Linked DNA regions of Homo sapiens: region 1 is linked to region 2. A link is an interaction called in ENCODE POLR2A ChIA-PET data of the cell type or tissue named here. Cell type or tissue: HepG2. All regions are shown on one strand. Links, peaks and the distances in the headings refer to the core of each region. The heading gives the core; the rest is flanking DNA. Region 1 holds the start of HES4 (hes family bHLH transcription factor 4). Region 2 holds the start of LOC100288175 (a long non-coding RNA gene).

The links. ChIA-PET counts read pairs that join two places held together with the same protein. Peaks named below come from ENCODE experiments on the same cell type or tissue, not always from the same donor. Only the 100,000 strongest peaks of a DNase experiment are listed, where the experiment ranks them.
Region 1: POLR2A ChIA-PET joins it to region 2 with 11 read pairs; 21 of 35 experiments call an interaction of 5 or more read pairs at or near these places.

Annotation. Positions count from the first base shown.
Region 1 is chr1:994,273-1,007,741 of GRCh38, reverse strand. HES4 (hes family bHLH transcription factor 4) reads left to right here and starts at 7,645. Exons shown (of 4, transcript NM_021170.4): 1 at 7,645-7,876; 2 at 7,955-8,050; 3 at 8,129-8,216; 4 at 8,310-8,778. The coding sequence starts at 7,769. The coding sequence ends at 8,683. RefSeq lists enhancers at 629-1,614, 5,463-5,602 and silencers at 5,653-6,002, 7,080-7,129, 7,230-7,609, 7,680-7,819, 8,370-8,679. In HepG2, for the core only: no CTCF peak of the experiment used is centred there; DNase peaks (open chromatin) are centred at 1,071 and 2,330; H3K4me3 peaks cover 1,281 bases.
Region 2 is chr1:1,055,387-1,061,302 of GRCh38, reverse strand. It overlaps AGRN (agrin), which reads right to left. Exons shown (of 36, transcript NM_198576.4): 36 at 5,187-5,916. LOC100288175 (a long non-coding RNA gene) reads right to left here and starts at 1,569. Exons shown (of 4, transcript NR_148960.1): 1 at 1,457-1,569; 2 at 910-1,023. RefSeq lists enhancers at 46-889, 1,735-2,578 and a silencer at 1,352-1,991. In HepG2, for the core only: no CTCF peak of the experiment used is centred there; a DNase peak (open chromatin) is centred at 2,852; H3K4me3 peaks cover 1,169 bases.

The DNA.
Region 1 (13,469 bases), core at 9-2,508, 52 kb after region 2:
GCACAGGAGATGGCACACGTATTTATGCTGAAGGTCATACCTGAAGCTCACAATCACGTTACCACATCAAGCTGGAAATGTCACCACGATCTGGAGAGTTGAACGTGTTTTACTGGGAATAAACTTTTTCTTTTTTCTTTTCTTTTTCTTTTTGAGACAGAGTTTGCTCTTGTTGCCCAGGCTAGAGTGCAGTGGCATGATCTTGGCTCACCATAACCTTTACCTCCCGGGTTCAAGCGATTCTCCTGCCTCAGCCTCCCGAGTAGCTGGGATTACAGACGCCCACCACCACACCCAGCTAATCTTTGTATTTTTAGTAGAGACGGGGTTTCACCATGTTGGCCAGGCTGGTCTCCAACTCCTGACCTCAGGTGATCCACCCACCCCGGCCTCCCAAAGGGCTGGGATGGCAGGTGTGAGCCGCCGCGCCTGGCGATAAACCGAAATGTTTTATTCCGTGTGCGTTTGAATTTAGAATCTTGAGGCGCAGCTGCTAAAACACCCCCGAGTGTAAGAACTCTGAGTCTGATTTTCTACAACTTGAATTAGGGGAGCTTGACACACACACGTGCATCTATTTAATGTGTAATTTAATGAGCTCTGATGTAGGCACCTGGCAACCCGTCAAACACGGGTCTTCGTGCTTCGTCGCGTCTCTACACGTCTCTACGTGATCCTCGCCCGTGGAGGATCATGCCAAAGCTTCCTGCCTTCCCGCAGAGCCAGGGTGATCTCAGGTGGGTGAGCCCCGTCGGGGTCCGAGGCCCGGGCCAGGTGCAGGGCTGACTTGGCGCCCTGGACTCTCAGGGAGGCTTGAGCCTTGCTCGGGATGGCTGTTGCAGGGGTCTGGCCTCATCCATCTGGAGGAGTCTACCAGCCTGCAGCCCACTCCCTCGCTCTCATTCAAATCCAGACCCTTCCCCGCCTTCCCATCTGGCCAGTCACCACTCCTCAGCCGCCGCCCTGGATGGCACCTGAGTGACTCATGGCTCCTGATGACACGTGGACTTTGGTTAGAGCTCAAAGGTCACTCCGATGACACGGCTGGGCCTCTGCCTGTCCCACAGGACAGGATGGGCTGGGAAACCCCACAGGGGCACCATGGCGCTCTGAGAAAGTCACACCGAGCCTGTGATTCCCTGTGGCCACCGGATGATGACCCGGAAACGTGTCACTGGAGACCCTGGGTTGGCCGCCTTTCCTAAGAAACATGGATTGTTGACGTCCGAGGCTGGGCTGATTACACAGGCAGCCCCTCCCCTCCAGATCCCATGGGGAGGAGCCTCACCCTGTCTCTCCACCTGGGACCAGGAAGGCCGAGCTGCCACCATCTGACCTGGGCCACAGTCTCGCACTGCTGGATCCCATCTTACCGGGCCGGAGCCTCCCCACCCACTCGGCAGGCATGTCACCCCCCAGCTGCAGCCCCCTGTAAGGGCTTCCTGGGACAGCAGGACCTGAGACAGGGCGGAGGGTCCCACTCCACACAGTGGACCCAGTGGGCCACTTAGAGTTGCCTGGTGTCTGGTGGGCTTGGCCCCTGGGGAGGGCATCTGCAGGTTAGAAGCATGCCACTGGCTGCGTCAGGGAGGATAGAGTGGAGGGGCAGGCCCATGAGCAGGGAGGGCTGCCGTTCCAGCCAGGGGGAGGCACCCAGCTGGGGAGGGGTTGGGGGTACGTGGAGCCTGGTGCGCTGGACAAGAGGGACCCTCTTAGACCTAAAGGACCTGGCAGGGGACGCGGGAGCTGCACACCTTTGGGGAGCAGGGGGCCCAGAAGCCCCGAGCCGGACACCTGACCCCACACGGCCACGGACAGGGCCCCCGCGCTGGGCCACGCATGCCCCTCCGCCTGGGGCAGTCACCGGGTGCGAGGTCGACCCACGGCCGGCTTCAGAAAACTCCGACCCACTGGAGACCCAGGCCCAGCTGTCCTGGGGGCACTGCTGCGGGGGGAACTGCTGCGGGGGCACTGCTGCGGGGGCTAGGGCTTGACCATACCAGGCTCCCTAAAGTCCCTGCCACTAAATGACACTTTCATCCCAGCCTTCCCAGGGCCAGCAGGGCAGATAAACCCAGGGGGCTCATCAGGCAGCCCTGCCCCTGCGAGGGGAGGGCAGAGGCAGGCGGTGGAGGGGAGGAGGGGTCAGTGTGTGCTTCGACTCCTCTGGAATCTGGCTGCTGTGACTTGCTTTGGCCGATGGAGTGTGGTGGAGATTTTACTATGTGCGTTCTGGATCCTGGCCTCAAGAGTCCCTAGGCTTCCACTTCGCCCTCCTGGAACGCTGGCCATGTGTTAGGAGGAAGCTGACTGAGAGTGGGTAGGACTCCAGGCTGCACGGCTCTGGCAGAGAGCCCGGCAGCTGAGGGACAGCAGCCCCAGGTGTCCAGCATGGCTACCCTTGGGCCCTTCCCACCCAGCTGACCTTGGCCCAGGGCCGCAGGCTGTGAGAGGCCCCAGGAAGCCACTGGCACTGCCCTGATCCCCACTACGGAAAGAATAGGCAGGTGGTGCTTAAGCCACCAAGAAGGTAGGGATTCCACACGGGCTGTGGTCTGCCCACATGAACAGGAAGGAGGGAGGGTGAGGGGCAGACACAATGGCCGGCCAGATAGGCTTCTCTTGATAAGGAGAGAACAGACAGGGGAGGAGGAAGCCGCAGATGCAGGCTGTGCATCTGCCCGAGATCTCAGGGCTGGCGGACAGCAGAGGCGGGAGCTGGGAGGGGGGCAGAGAGAGTGGAGAGGCTGGACCGTGGAGGGGTGCAGTTGGGAGAAAGGACCCAGTGGGGTAAGTGGGGAGGGGACAGGACCCCTGAAAGAGAGGAAGTCAAAGTTGGAGAATTGCTGGTGTGGATTTTGAAGGCATGGCCGGGAGAGTGACAGGGAGCAGGTGTCCCCTCCTGCAGGAAAGGGGTGCCGATGACTTCAACACAGTGAGGTCTGGTCACAAAGCGGGGGTGGTTTTGGTGGAAAAGGAAAGCAGTCTGGGAGTGCCAGTGAGGAGGGACAAGGGCACCCACCTCGTCCTGGTACAGCAGAGAGAAAAGCAGCGCCTGCCGGGAGCAGGAACAGGCTGGGAGGGCATCCCAGACAGGCAGGGTGGGGAGACTCCAGTACCATCCTGCTTGGAGACACAGCTCCCACCGCTGCTGAGAAGGCATGCAGGTGGGGTGGCAGTGGCACCAGCCTGGTGCTGCTGCTTCTGCCTGAGTCCTGGTCTCTCTCTGGCAGCCTGGATTCCTGCAGCCCTGGCCTTCTGTCACTACAATCCCAGCAAACACCCAGGAACAGCTCTGCGCCCACCTCGGCTCTCCGGGAGAGAAACCCACCCCCACCCCAGCCTTGGTTCCTCGGTGGCTTTGGCCCCAGCTGCCTGAGTGCACAGCCCGCTGCCCTGGGCAGGAGTTGGGGACCATGCTGAGGACCACCTGCAGGGGGTGGCTACAGGTCTCTGATGTCAGGAGTCAGTGTGTGAGGGGGGTGTTGAGGGCCGTGGCGAGATGGCAGCCGCCACCTCTGGGTCAGAGGTTGGGAGGGGAGGTCACAGCCAGCACCTCACAGGCCTTTTGGGGACACTGGCTGTGGTCATGGAGTGCGGCCACAGTGGCCCAATGTGAGGAGACCCCCCAACAAGGCTGAGGCCCCCCCAGGTCCAGCCTAGAAGACACCCCGGTTTTCCCCACAGTCTCCCCACTGGCGTGTGAATGTCCTCATCAGTCACCCCCCTTAGCTAACAGGGGGCTGTGCAGATGCCCCGGGGCCACCCGCCATTTGGAGCTTGACCCACTCAGGGCCAGGAGGTCGGCTGGATTTCAGTGGCTCCCAAGAAGCACCCGTTAGATGGGGGGGAGGGGTGGGGAAGTCGCTGAGCCTCTGCCTCTGTGGAAGAGAGGAAGGGATCAGCGAGGAGGGAGCAGGGGTGAGGAGGGAAGGGTCACTCTCCCTGGGTCAGGGCCCCAGCCCACCTCCACTATTCCAGTCTTGAGTGCCGCACCACAAACCACCCCAAAACAGCACGCTCAGCAACCACCCTACTGTGTGCGGGCAGCCTTGGAACGGGGCGCGCTGGGACCTGCGCCGGAAGCTGCTCAGGAGTCTGGAATCCAATGCTGATTCCTCCACGGGGCCTCTCCTTGAGGCCAGGGCGTGCTCCCTCCCAGCACGGCAGCTGGGTTCCAAGAGCGACTGTCCCAGGACAGCGAGGTACGCATGGCGTCTTCCAAGTCAGCCTCAGAAGTCATGTCCTGCCAAACACCCCATTCTTCCCAGCTGAGACTGTCACAGAGTCTCATGTAGAAGGCATTTCAAGATATGGGGATGGGAGATACTATCACGGCCGTCTCTGAAAAACGCAACCTGCCCCCAACCCAGGTGTCGGCACCATCCTGGGCTGCAGCCCAGGATCCACCCCCACACTCAGAGCAAGGGAACCCCAAGGCCCTCAGGAACCCTGAGGCCCCTACCACAAATCGAGGCCAGATTCGAGAGGCAGGGAGGGGACCATCAGAGGCCAAGGGCACAGACCCAGAGAGACAGACACACAGATGGGAGCTGTCCTGTGGCAAAGAAGGTGGGAGGAACACAGTCCCCGGAGATCCTGGAGTGGGCTCCCTGGCAGGGGGCAGGGAGCAGGGGGGTCTCTTCCTCTCCAGAAGAGCAGAGGCAAGTGCTGGTGGCCCCTCCTGCCTCTGCTCAGCAAGGACCCCAGCTGCTGCCCAGGGGCAGGAACCCTGGCAGATGGGCGTGGGTGCTCACTATGAGTTGGACGCCGTCAGTGGCTTTAAAAGTAGAATCTCCTGGCCAGGCACGGTGGCTCACACCTGTAATCCCAGCACTTTGGGAGGCTGAGGTGCGTGGATCACCTGAGGTGGGGAGTTTGAGACCAGCCTGACCAACATGGAGAAACTACATCTCTACTAAAAATACAAAAATTAGCCAGGTGTGGCGGCACACGCCTGTAATCCCAGCTACTCCAGAGGCTGAGGCAGGAGAATCGCTTGAATACAGGAAGCAGAGGTTGTGGTGAGCCCAGATCGTGCCACTGCACTCCAGCCTGAGCGACAAGAGTGAAACTCCGTCTCAAAAAAGAAAAAAAAAAAGTAGAATCTCCTATTAAGACCAGCCTGGCCAACACAGTGAAACCCCATCTCTACTAAAAATACAAAACACTAGCCGGGCGTGGTGGTACATGCTTGTAATCCCAGCTACTTGGGAGGCTGAGGCAGGAGAATCGCTTGAACCCGGGAGGCAAAGGTTGTGGTGCCACTGCACTCCAGCCTGGGCAACAGAGCGAGACGCTGCCTCAAAAAAAAAAAAAAAAAAAAGTTAGCTCCCTTTTACAGATGAGAAAACAGGTACAAGGAGGGGAAGTGAGCCCATCTAAAAACCAGTGAGGGAATGATCAGTCCCAGCCACGCTTGGCAGGGAGGAGACTCACGCCTGTAGTCCCAGCACGTTGGGAGGCCGAGGCAGGAGCATCGTCTCGGGCCAGGAGTTCGAGACCAGCCTGGGCAACATAGGGAGATCCCCATCTCTACAAAAAAAAAATAAATAAAAACGATCCTCAGGCTCCTCCTTCCATCCCGAACTCCCTGCCTGTCTAGGGACTGGGGGAGGCCCAGAGCCCCCCCAAATTTCTTCCCAAGCCGGGGCCCAGGGGCTGGGGAGATTCAGGCCGGCAGCTCCCCTGGGATGACCCCCAGCAGGAGGCGGCGGCGACTGCGGCCACTGGGGGCGCTCGCGGGCTTTCCCGCCCGGGCCCAGCGCTCAGGCCGGGGAGGGACGCGGGACGGGGACACCATCCACACCACCTCCTGGGCTACGGGGCCGGTCCGAGCCTCTCCAGCGCCGAGGCGCGCGCAGAGAGGTCGGGGCAGGAGAGCCGGGGCTTAAGTGCTCGCGGGGCCACCTCCGAGACGCCCGCCCAGCCCCCGCGGCTTTCCCCAGTCGGCGAGGGGCGCGGACAGCCTCTCGGCGGAGAGGGCGCCACCCCCGCTCCGGCCTCGCAGCCCCCCGCGCCCCTGTGCAAGCGGCGGGGTGTGGGGGGCGCCTCAGGGGCACCGCGGAGGGCCGGGGTCAGCGCCGCGAAGAGGGCGCCTTCCCGCGTGGGCCGCAGGACTTTGCTTGGGGCCAGATTAGACGTGGGGTCCGAGGGGAGGGGAAGCTTCCGCACAGAAACCCTGGGTCCAGGTGCCCGGGCAGGGGCGAACCTGCCAATCAGCCGACTCCCTGGCTCAGAAAAGCTCCCCAAAAAGTTCCCCGACTCCCTCCCCGACCAGAAGCTCCCGGTTCTCGCTGGCCCAGCTCCCCCTCCCCACCTCCCTCGTCCCTGCGCCCCCTTCGCACCCTGGGAATGCCACGCCCTCCCTTGAGGCTTCCCCCCTGAGGACCCCCCACCCCGCAGAAGCCTTTGGGACCACCCGGCGTCAAGAAGGCTTTTGTCCACCCAGGCCACCCACCTAATTCGGTTCTCTTACGTGACTGCTGAGTCTGCCATCTGCCTCCTGCCCGGATTGAAAGCCCGGGAGGGTCTCCACACCCGGGCCCAGGCCAGGCTCTCCAGGGGGCTCAGGAAGCCTCCGCTGCACGGACGCGTGAGGCCGCCGGGGACCCCGAGTGCGGAAAGGACCAACGTGCCCCGCAGCGGCATTCGAAATAAAAACAGCAAACACGAAAATAACCACAGCCCTGTTTTACGCAACCTGCCCCTTTGCAGTTATATTAACAGTGGCCCCTCATTTTTCTGTGAGCCCCACTTTGCTGCTGCTGAGTTCGCCAGCGGGTCACCTGGAAGCACGTGGCGACACGGGCCACATGACGTCATCCCAGCAGGCTTGCGTCATCGCCCCGGGTGCCTGGTGACGTCACCAGCCCGCTCGCGTCACGCGCACGTTCTGCTCCTCGTGGTCCGGCCCGGCCCGCGCCATCACCGGCCCTGCTCTGCGGGGCCACCCGTGCGCCCCTTCGCCGTCCGCTGACTCCGCCCTCCCGCCTGCCGACCCGGCCGCCGACCTTCCCCCGGCTCTGTCGCTCCCAAGGCTTTCTGCAGCCCTCCGTGCTCCAGGCCGCACACCTGAGGGTGGGACCCCCGGAGGCCGAGCCGGTGTCGGATCAAACTCGGAGACCGAGCAGGGCCCAAACCGGGACCGGAGTGGGGACGGGCGGAGGAAGCCAAGAGGCTCGAGACCGAGGCTCGCCCACCCCTCGGCGCCGCCGGACCCTGCGCCACTGGGGGAATTTCCTTCCCGACTTCCCGCGCGGCCACAGCCCCAGCTCCGTCCAGCCCCGGCTCCCGGCCCCCTGGGCGGGAGAGTGAGCCCCGAGACTCCGCCCAGCCCCGGGGGTCCCGGGCCCCGTTCGCCCCCAGCGGCCCCTCCCGGCGCGTTGCTCGGCCCCGGCTGCATCGGGGAGCGCGGGATCACCCGGCCCTGTCCCCAGCGGTGTCGGAGGGGGGCGCGGGCGGGGGCCCCGCATGCCATTGTCGCCCGCGGAGGCCGCGCCCGGAGCCGAGGCGTGACTGACAGCGAGCGGGGGAGGAGCGCGGCCGTCGATTGGCTGGGGCGAGTGTGGGAAAGAATGCGGAGCCGGGTTCACACACCCCGCGGCGGCGAGGCCTTAAATAGGGAAACGGCCTGAGGCGCGCGCGGGCCTGGAGCCGGGATCCGCCCTAGGGGCTCGGATCGCCGCGCGCTCGCCGCTCGCCCGCCAGCCCGCCCGTGGTCCGTGGCGGCGCGCTCCACCCGGCACGGGGAGGCGCGGGGCGCACCATGGCCGCAGACACGCCGGGGAAACCGAGCGCCTCGCCGATGGCAGGAGCGCCGGCCAGCGCCAGCCGGACCCCAGACAAGCCCCGGAGCGCGGCCGAGCACCGCAAGGTGGGGTCCCGGCCGGGCGTGAGGGGGGCGACCGGGGGGCGGGAGGGACGCGGGACTCAGCCGGTGCCCGACCCGCAGTCCTCCAAGCCGGTCATGGAGAAGCGGCGCCGAGCGCGTATTAACGAGAGCCTCGCTCAGCTCAAAACCCTCATCCTGGACGCCCTCAGAAAAGAGGTAAGTCGGGGGCGAAGGCCCGAGACCCGGAGTCTGGGTCGCAGCTGACCTGGACCTCCCGCCTATCCCCGCCCCCAGAGCTCCCGCCACTCGAAGCTGGAGAAGGCGGACATCCTGGAGATGACCGTGAGACACCTGCGGAGCCTGCGTCGCGTGCAGGTGACGGGTGAGGCGCGGGCGGCGGCGGCTTGGAGGCGGGGGGAGGGCGCGGGACCCCCGGGACCCGGCACCGACCTCTCCTCCTGTGTCGCTCCCGCAGCCGCGCTCAGCGCCGACCCCGCCGTTCTGGGCAAGTACCGCGCCGGCTTCCACGAGTGTCTGGCGGAGGTGAACCGCTTCCTGGCCGGCTGCGAGGGCGTCCCGGCCGACGTGCGCTCCCGCCTGCTGGGCCACCTGGCAGCCTGCCTGCGCCAGCTGGGACCCTCCCGCCGCCCGGCCTCGCTGTCCCCGGCTGCCCCCGCAGAGGCCCCAGCGCCCGAGGTCTACGCGGGCCGCCCGCTGCTGCCATCGCTCGGCGGCCCCTTCCCTCTGCTCGCGCCGCCGCTGCTGCCGGGTCTGACCCGGGCGCTGCCCGCCGCCCCCAGGGCGGGGCCGCAGGGCCCGGGTGGGCCCTGGAGGCCGTGGCTGCGCTGAGGCTGTGGCCCTGAGACTGCATCGGAGGCGGCGCCCCGTTCTAGGGCCGTGGCCTTTGCCGAGACTGTAGCAGAGAAAACGTATTTATTATTCCAGAGTCTGCGTCACGAGTTTTCTTTCTTTGTCTTGGTGAAGAGTTGACTTTGGGAGCGCCCCGCAGCCACGCCGCGCCGGGGTCCCGCCCTCCTCCCAGGGCCGCGGTCTGCAGGTGGCTGGGGGCGTCGGGCGGGCCCGGGGGGGCGGGCTGGGGGCGGGACCGAGGACTGAGGGCGACCCCTCCGCTCCGCGCCCTCCGCTCCGCGCCCTCCCCTCCGCATCCCTGCAGCCCCGCATGCGCACCCGCCCTCTGCCCCCGCGTTGGGTTTGCCTCGCTCTGCGGTGGCGGTTGTGAGGGGTCCCCCCGGAGGCTCAGGTGGGAAGCTCAACGTCCCTGAGTGCCCAGAATCTTCCCGGTGCTGGAAGGCGGTCGCGCAGCATCGCCGGGCAAGTTACTTTTCGGAGGCCCCTTTCCCGACTCCCAGTCCCCGGACCGCGGAAGGCGGAGGCTGCGGTCCTGAGCGGCGCTGGGATGAGGGCGGCCGCCCTTGGCCCTGAAGACCCCCGCTGGGTTCTCCTGTTAAGTGCAGAGCTGCCCGTGCCCACCGCAGACCCCTCCTCCAGGCGTCTGTGCGGGGGGCGCCCGGCGGGAGCGCGCGGGTCCGAGCTGGGCTGTGGACACCGAGTGCCGGGGCCAAGGACGTCGCTCACGAGGGCGTCGGCCCTGCCCGCAGCCTCCCCTGCCCCGGTAAGGGAGGTTCCGCCTCCCCAGTGGGTGAGGACTGGGGGCTCCTCCCTCATCGTCCCGAGCACGTGCCGTTGTCGACCACCGAGTTACCAGGCAGCGCCGGACGTTCCCCTGAACCAGCGCCGCGGTCGCCATCCCGGTCCCGCGTTCGGGGGGGTCCGGCGCAGTTCGAGGCACTCAGCCGAGGCAGAGGGTCTCCCCCTGAGCCGCACCCAGGGCCATTTCCCAACTGGGGCCGAGTTCACCAGGGCCCACGGGAGGCGAGCGAGCCCTCCCACCAGCACTGGCCCTCCAGGCCCCAGTCTGTGCCTCCATCAGGAGCCCCCCTGGGCCCTCCAGGACACAGCCGTGCACAGCTTGTAGGAGCCTCCCAGGCCCAACAAGCCAGGCCACCCCTGGCCCCTGGCTGCCCTGCCCCCTCCCTGAGCTCCGAGGGCCAGGCCAGTGACCCTGGGCGGGGTAGCATTGGGCTGGGGGTCCCACCCTTGGTCCCCCCAGCAGTCCTACTCTGGGGGTCCTGGTCCCAGGAGAGCCTCAAAGTAGCCCTTCCCCTTGGGAGCCTGAGACCCCATGAGGGAGGCCCCCTTCTCCTTGGGAGCTTGAGACCCCGTGAGGGAGGCCCCCTTCCCCTTGGGAGCTTGAGACCCCGTGAGGGAGGCCTCCTCAGCAGCACAGGAAGGGACGGTCTTCTTGGGGGCAGCTGGAAGCTCAGCGTGGCCGGGGGAGGGGAGTTGCTCAGAGAAGGCATCAGTGCAGAAGGGGAAGGAGGGCCTGGGGCAGCGAAGCTGGGAGTGTGGGGAGGAGCTCAGGGTAAGAGAGGCACCCCACAAAGTCACCCGGGCTGTGGGTCCCAAGAGGGCAGGGCATCTCTCCACCAGGCTCTGGCCTTGAATGCCCTCTCCACTGTGGCGAAAGGGCCCTGCATAGCTGCCCAGGGACCACTCAGGTTCTGGGGGAATCACAGTCCTTGGGCAGTCCCTTCGCAGTCTGGGTTCCTTTGTGCTCCACACCACCTGCCCCCTGGCTTTTCCCCCTTGTTTCCTCCTAACTTGTCGTCCATCCCATCTGCCGCAGGCTGGGTGGTGCATCATCCGGGCCCAGCTGGACGGGGCTCCAGAGGGCGAGGGCTGAGTCTGTCCAGAAGCTCTGTCCTCAGCACCCAAAACAGGGAAATGGACCCACGGGGACCTAATCCATCCCTTTGAATGACAGAGCTGGGAGGTTTGGGTTAGACTAGCGAGGTCTCAGGAAACACAGCCTGAGGGGCCGGGCTGGACGGGGGCAGCATAGGGGCTGTCCTGGGCTCCCCCTCAGGCCGCCCCCTTCTCAGAGCCCCCCTCGGGCCTCCGGGAGCCAGCCTCTGCCTACACCCAGCCAGGACGCCCACCAGAACCTGCTTAGGCACGCGGGGGTTCTTTCTGCCCTCCCCACCCTGCATCCTGTGGCCCCAGACGTGAGGTGCCCCCTCCCGCGGGGGGTCCTTTCTGCCCTCCCCACCCTGCATCCTGTGGCCCCAGATGTGGGGTGCCCCCTCCAGCGGGGGTTCTTTCTGCCCTCCCCACCCTGCATCCTGTGGCCCCAGACGTGAGGTGCCCCCTCCCGCGGGGGGTCCTTTCTGCCCTCCCCACCCTGCATCCTGTGGCCCCAGATGTGGGGTGCCCCCTCCAGCGGGGGGTCCTTTCTGTCCTCCCCACCCTGCATCCTGTGGCCCCAGACGTGAGGTGCCCCCTCCAGCGGGGGGTCCTTTCTGCCCTCCCCACCCTGCATCCTGTGGCCCCAGATGTGGGGTGCCCCCTCCAGCGGGGGGTCCTTTCTGTCCTCCCCACCCTGCATCCTGTGGCCCCAGACGTGGGGTGCCCCCTCCAGCGGGGGGTCCTTTCTGCCCTCCCCACCCTGCATCCTGTGGCCCCAGATGTGGGGTGCCTCTTCCCGCGGGGGGGCCTTTCTGCCCTCCCCACCCTGCATCCTGTGGCCCCAGATGTGGGGTGCCCCCTCACGTGGGGGTCCTTTCTGCCCTCCCTACTCTCCAGACATTTCCTGCCCCTCCCCACCTCAGGTGGCGGCTGCTCAGCAGCTGGGGTCTGGCCCGGTCCCCCATCCCTGCCCCTCCCCAGCGATTTTTATCTTGGCTTTTGGTTTTCTGCTGAATAGTAGGTGAAAGTCATCTTCTCGGTGGAGGGGGTGTGGCTGGCAGCCCCTGGTCACTTCCAGTTCATCTCTCACTGCCTCCTTGATGAGGACCAAGGGTCAATAAATGTTTGCTGAATTCCTTTGCCTCTGGGGTGTCTGGGCCGTGTGTGTCTGGGCTTGTCTGCCGCGGGGGGAACGGGGCAACACAACCGCAGATCACAGGCTTTTGAAATCTGGAGAACCTCAGTCCCTGTGGTGACCGAAGTCTAGGCCAGGCCCATGAACTCCGGGCGCCGGCAAGTTAGGGATGGGGGTGGGGTTGGGGCTGCCTGGAGCCGGGGCTTGTGAGAGGTGAGGCTGAAGCTCGCCCCGCCGGGTTCTGTGGTCACCTGGGTCCAGGACTGTCTCCTCACCATGCCTGGCTGCTGCCCCACGGCCCCCTGGAGCCCCAGGGTTATACCCACCTCGGACGCAGCCGGGGCAAGGGCCCTGGGGTGGCAGCCTCCCTGATGTCCCACTGTCCCCTTCTGGCATTCACACCTCAGTGTCCTGAGGGTCCAGTGATCTGCAGGATCAGCAGGGTTCTGCCCAGGTGATGGGCTGAGAGTGAGACCCTGTCTCAGAAAAAAAAAAAAATCAGTTGACTGTAAATGTGAGGACCTATTTCTGAACCCTCAATTCTTTTCCATCGATCTATACATCTATCCTTGTTCTATTATCAATCACACTGTCTTCTTGATGACTGTAGCTTTGTAGTAAGGTTTTCTTTGTTAGATTGGGTTTTCTTTTGTTTTGTTTAGACAGAGTCTCTGTCGCCCAGGCTGGAGCGCGGTGGCACAATCTCGGCTCACTGCAACCTCCGCCTCCCGGGTTCAAGCGATTCTTCTGCCTCAGTCTCCCGAGTAGCTGGGATTACAGGCACCCACCATCGTGCCTGGCTAATTTTTGTATTTTTAGTAGAGACGGGGTTTCACCTTGTTGAAGCTAGGCTGGTCTCGAACTTCTGACCTCAAGTGATCTGCCTGTCTTGGCCTCCCAAAGTGCTGGGATTACAGGCTTGAGCCACCGCACCCAGCCCACTGTCAGGCGTTTCTTTATAGCAATGTGAGAATGAACTTACAGTCAGCCTATAAGCTCAGCATGGAGCGTGGAGAGAGGAAGCTGGTGGGCAGAGGAAGGCAGCGGCATCTGAGCCGTTGGGCTCACTCTGACCTGGACAGGGCAACGGGTGTGGGGGACCCTGGGGGTAGGGACAGGTGGAGCTGGGGCAGCTCTCCTCTTCTGGGACTGACTCCAGTTACATGTATATCAGTTGAAGTTGTCCCACAGCTCACTCTTCTATTTGTCAGTTGCTTTTTTTTTGAGATGGAGTCTGGCTGTGTTGCCCAGGCTGGAGTGCAGTGGTGTGATTGTTAAAGACCATTCTTTCCTCCATTGAATTGTCTTGGCACCTGTGTTGAAAAATCGGTTGCCTGTAGGCCAGGCACAGTGGCTCACGCCTGGAATCCCAGCACTTTGGGAGGCTGAGGCGGGCGGATCACCTGAGGTCAGGAGTTCAAGACCAGCCTGGCCACCAAGGTGAGACCCCGTTCCTACTAAAAATACAGATATTAGCCGGGTGTGGTGGCGGTGCCTGTAGTCCCAGCTACTCGGGAGGCTGAGGCAGGAGAATCGCTTGATCCCAGGAGGCAGAGGCTGCAGTGAGCAGAGATCTTGCCACTGCATTCCAGCCTGGGGGACAGAAAAGAGGCTCAATTGGCTTGTGCTTCTGCAGGCTACACAGGTAGCATGGTGCTGGCACCTGCTCAGCTTTTTTTTTTTTTGAGACAGTCTTGCTTTGTTACTCAGGCTGGAGTGCAGTGGCATGGTCTC
Region 2 (5,916 bases), core at 1,916-4,415:
TTTGTAAATAGGAATGAATTAAAATTCATGGCCGGGTGCGATGGCTCATGCCTGAAATCCCAGCACTTTGGGAGGCTGAGGCAGGCGCATCACCTGAGGTCAGGAGTTTGAGACCAGCCTGACCAACATGGTGAAACCCCGTCTCTACTAAAAATACAAAATTATCCGGGTGTGGTCATGGGCACCTGTAATCCCAGCTACACGGGAGGCTGAGGCAGGAGAATCGCTTGAACCCGGGAGGCGGAGGTTGCGGTGAGCCGAGATCTCGCCACTGCACTCCAGCCTGGGCAACAAGAGAAAAACTCAGTATCAAAAATAAAAATAAATAAATTAATTAACAATAATAAAATTCAGCAACAGCCACGGTGCCACTGCTCAGGAACACCGCGGTGCCGGTCGGCACGGCCCGTCCTCTCCCTCATCTCCAGAGCCGTGTCCCGCCCTCCAAGCCCACGGAGGACTTGGCTGTCAGGGTTGCCACGGACGTCGGGGCCCAGCCGGTCCTCAGCAGCCTCCGAGGCCGTCAGTGCCGCCTTCTTCCAGTGGCGCCTTCTCTGCGAGGCTCTGTGGAGGCTGCACTTCCCGGCTTCCCACCTTGCCCTGGCCAGGGCCCTTTGTCCTCCTCCTCGATGGGAGCCCCAGGCCCTGGCTCTTCTGTGTCTGCACAGAGTCTAGGCCAGTCCAGCGCCACCTCTTCTCTGAGCTCCAGACACCCGGTTTCAGCACCTCCGTTTGCAAAGTCAGCAGCACGTCTTTCCTAACATCTTCAAAACCCAAAGCTCCTGATCTTGCCCCCGCGGCCCACACCCTCTTCTTCATCTTCCCCACACAGGCAAGGGTGGCCGCCCTGCCCCCGGCCCCCCTCGGCGCTCCCTGCCGGCTCCGATCCATGAGTTCCTCTCATCCTACCTTCAAAAGGTGCCCAGAGGCCACACGCGGTGGCTCACACCTGTAATCCCAGCAGCGTGGATCACGAAGTTAGAAGTTGAAGACCATCCTGGCCAACATGGTGAAACTCCGTCTCTACTAAAAATACAAAAATTAGCCAGGCATGGTGGCATACACCTGTAATCCCAGCTACTCCGGAGGCTGAGGCAGGAGAATTGCATAAACCCGGGAGGTGGAGGTTGCAGTGAGCCAAGACCGCGCCAGTGCACTCCAGCCTGGGTGACACAGTGAGACGCCATCTCAAAAACAAAAAACAAAAAACAACAAAGGTGTCCAGAGCCGACCACTTCTCCTCCAACCGCCTGGGCCTGCCAGGACTGTTGGTTCCGTTCTGCCCGACTCTGACCCCACAGCCAAGCCTGAGTGAGGCCAGGCCTGGCGGGCCAGGGACCAAAGTGTCCTGGCAGGGCCTGCGGGTGGAGGGGGGCAGGCGTCCAGGACCCCGGGTCTGAGGCGTGACCCAGCTGGGAGCGCGAGGAGGGCCCGGGTGGCATTTCGCCACGCCCACCTGTCGGGGCCGTAGACGCTTCTCCTGGGGTCCAGGATTCTGGGCCGCCGTGCGCCGGGCTCACCTGCACGAGGGTCTCACCGCGCCGCTCGCCGGCGCTCGGGGTGCGCTCTGGGCGGCCGCACCCTCCGGCAACTCCGCGAAGGCGCTGCCTGGGCTCCGCCCCCGAAGCCTCGCCCCGATGCCACGCCCCGGGCCACGCCCCGAGGCCACGCCCCCCGGCCTTCTTAAAGGGTCCGCGCCCGCCACTCTTGCCGGGCGCCTGGGAGTTTGGGCTGCAGGCGGAAGCTCCGGCCGTCCCCGCTTCAGAGCCGGGGGTCCCGCGGGCAGCCGGGTCGCGGGTCGCGGGCGTTGCAGGCGGCTCCGTCCCGCCCTCCATTCCAAGACCCTCTGGCTTTTCCGGGGCCGCCTCCACTGCGGACCGGGGCCGGAGGGGGGCGCTCCAGGCTGGGGGGCGGGGCGGGGCCCGCGGGACCGACCTCCCTGGCTGTGCCGCGTCCGCCTCCCTGTAGGTCCCAGCCCCAGGCCCGCCGGTTTCCGGAGTCGAGCTCCCACCGCGGTCTGTCCCGGACACGCGCGCCTCTCCCTCGCCTGCGCTCAGCTGCCATCCTTTTCAGCGGTGGCCCCGGGCTCCCCTGGGCTTCGCCTCTCAGACCCACAGCCTCCAACCTGGGACCCACCAGCGCCTCTCCGCCCGCGCGGCTTCCCTCCTCCTCACCCCCGGCCACGGAAGGCCTCGTCACCCTCCAGGTCCCCTTTGAGTCCTCTGGGTCCTGCGCGCTCCGCAGCGGTTGCTCCCCAAACTGCCTCTCCTGGTTCTGCGCACCCTCCTCCTCCCCTCCGAGGTCCTCCTCCCTCCTCCATTTCTGGCGTCGGGGCTTTTTCTCCTCTCCTAGGCAACACCCAGCAGGAGCACCTGCCTCAGGCTTCAGCCCAGCCTCTCCCTGCCTGGCACCCCTCGGCCCCCTGGACCCCACTCAGGGAACCCCAGCTTCCCCAGCCCAGCCATCCCTCCAGACGCATCAGGGCGAATCCACCCAAAGCTCCGGTGCCTCCAGCTCCATCTCCACGTCCCTGAGCGCCTCTTCTCACCCCCCTCGACCCGCCCATTCTCCCCCAAATCCCTCCCTCTGCTCCCCCTGCAGCCTAGCACCCTGTCCTAGCCAGGGGCGTCTTCATGAAATCTGGTGGCCTCCTGCTTGGAGCCCTCCAGGAGCCTCCCACAGCTCCTCAGGCAGCACCCCCAGCTCTCTTCCCCAGGCCCACGCAGCCCCACTGGACCTGCCCTGCCCATCTCTGTCCAGCCTCTGCTGCTCTGACCTGTGGCCTCTGTCCTGCACGCTGGCCTCTGGCCGCTCCTACGCCTCCGCTTCCTGCTGAAAGATCCCTTTGTCAAGCCACAGGGCCCTGCACACCGTCCAATGGACCCACACCACATGCCCCGCCTCTGGCCTCCTCACCTGCCCTCCCCCTGCTCATGCTTCGGGTCTGGGTTTGGGCGTGTTTTCTCTGGACCTTTCCTGAAAACCAAAGTTAGTCTGCCCCCACCCTGGCCCCCCACCGTCAGCGACCTGTGTGTGGCCACCGCTCCTGGACTCTCTCCTCCCCGACCCCCAGTGCCTGACACCTGCCAGGCACACAGGGTCGGTCAGCATATCCCCAGAGGACCAGGTGATGAAAAGCCCAGAAAGCAAACACTCAGACGCATGGGACCTCCTGGGTGTGGAGCTTGTGGGTATTATCTTTTCATTTTTTTTTTGAAACGGAGTCGCGCTCTGTCGCCCACGCTGGAGTGCAGTGGTGCAATCGCGGCTCACTGCAACCTCCGCCTCCCGGGTTCAAGCGATTCTCGTGCCTCAGCCTCCCGAGTAACTGGGATTACAGATACCTGCCACCACGCCCAGATGTTTGTGTTTTTAGTAGATACAGGGTTTCACCATGTTGGCCAGTCTGGTGTTGAACTCCTGACCTCAGGTGATCCGCCTGCCTCAGCCTCCCAAAGTGCTGGGATTATAGGCATGAGCCAATGTGCCCAGCCATTGGTGTTATTTTATTTCGATGTTTTTGTGGTTTTCTTTTTTCTTTTTTTTTTTGAGACGGAGTCTCCTTCAGCCACTGAGGCTGGAGTGCAATGGCGTGATCTCGGCTCACTGCAACCACCGTCTCCTGGGTTCAAGCAATTCTCCCGTCTCAGCCTCCGGAGTAGCTGGGACTACAGGCACCCACCATCATGCCCAGCCAGTTTTTGTATTTTAGGAGAGACAGGGTTTCACCATGTTGGCCAGGCTCGTCTTGAACTCCTGACCTCAGGTGATCCACCCGCCTCGGCCTCCCAAAGTGCTAGGATTACAGGTGTGAGCCAGCGCACCTGGCTTTTTTTTTAAAATCATTAATACAAAATAGAAAACTACACTTAGTTATTTTTCATAAGAGACAGCAGTTTGCGAAGGGCCACCCAGCTGGCCACACACCCTACCCCTTCTTCCCCTGCTTCTCCCCAGGGCTCACATCTGCCGGTGCTGGGTGCCAGCTCTGTTTTTTAGACAGGTTCTCGCTCTGTCACCCAGGCTGGAGTGCAGTGGTGCAATCACAGCTTGCTGCTGCCTCAACCTCCTGGATTCAAGTGATCCTCCTGCCTCAGCCTCCGGAGTAGCTGGAGCTACAGGTGTGTACCACCACGCCTGGCTAATTAAAGAAATTTTTTTGCAGAGATGGGGTCTCACTATGTTGCCCAAGCTGATCTCCCACTCTTGGCCTCAAGCGATCCTCCAGCCTCAGCCTCCCAAAGTGCTGGGATGACAGGTGTGAGCCACCGCGCCCTTCCCTGAGGCTCAGCTTCTGCAGTGCTGTCACCCACACACTAATTTAGGAAGCAGGTTAGAGGGAGTCCAGGAGCCCAGCTACCCCAGGGGTTTCTAGTTAGGGGCTTCCAGCAGTGCCAAGGGTTGGTTCTGCACACCTGGGCCAGTGAAAAGGCTGCCCAACAGCCCCACGCACCCTGGCTCCCCCCAGACCCTTCCAGTCCTGGGTGCAGCCTCCTCCCAACCCTGTGCTCTGACACAGATGTGGGCCAATTATGTGTGCAGGCACACACACACACACACACACGTGCACGCCAGAGAGCAGGCACACACACCCACACATACACGCCGGAGAGCAGGCACACGCACCCACACACGTACATGCACCCACACATGCACGCCGGAGAGCAAGCACACGCACCCACACGCACACGCACCCACACATACACGCCGGAGAGCAGGCACACGCACCCACACACACGTACATGCACCCATACATGCACGCCGGAGAGCAGGCACACGCACCCACACCCACACGTACCCACACGTGCACGCCAGAGAGCAGGCACACGCACCCACACGCACATGCACCCACACGTACCCGCACCCACACGTACCCGCACCCACACGTGCACGCCAGAGAGCAGGCACATGCACCCACACGTACCCGCACCCACACACACACACCCCCACACGTACACGCACCCACACGTGCACGCCAGAGAGCCTCCTGCCTCCACGGCCCCGCCTCCCACAGTGCTCAGCAGTGTGTGCTCCCCACTCAGGGCCTCATCAGCCACAAGGATCCCTGTGCAGGGCCTGGCTCCATCCAGGGCCACCCAAGGGAGCTCCAAGTCCGTGCTCCCACCACAAAGCGGAGCAAGAAGCCAACGGGCCAGCGCGCTGGTGAGGATGGACAAAAGCAATGCTTTTAAAGTTTTCAGACTTTATTTCACAGCGATTGACACAGAAACATACTAGAGTTAGTAACACGGCACCCAGCCCCACCGCCGCCCGCTTCATCGGGTCCTGCTCCTAGGAGGACTGGGCTGGGGCTGGGGGTGGGGATGGGATGGGGGTGGGGAAGGGACGGGACGTTGCAGTTTAAGGCATTTCTGGCTTCGGAGCCATCCCTGCCACCTCTGCACCTGCCCCTTGACCTTGGTCAGACACTGGCTGGCCCCTGGTCATTCTGAGACAAGGACGACTTTCACTGACGCTGTGGGGAGGATTTGCAGTGAGGCAGCCCTCAGCCGCTCTCAGGCGAGATGGGAAAGATGAGACCCACCACTCCAGGGGTCAAATAAAATCAACACATGAAGAACACAGCCATGGCCAGGCCCAGATACCCAGGCAGGCGGCAGAGGTCAACCCCATCCCACAGTGAGCTCCTCTCGATAGCCCCTCGCAGGGCCTGGGGTGTGGCAGAGGGATACGGTCACGTCCAGGGTGGCTGGGCAGGGCCAGCTGAGGGTCAGGACACCCAGATCGGCCCTGGTCTGGCCTCTGCTCCTCAGCAGCCTGGGGCTGGCGCAGGCAGCACGGGAGCAACGCAGAGCTGTGCCCAGCAGTAACATTGTTTGGAAGTCACAGTATTGGCGCAGGAGGCCGAGGCAGGGCCCAGAGCACACACAGGAAGGAGCAGCTCAAATGGGGGCT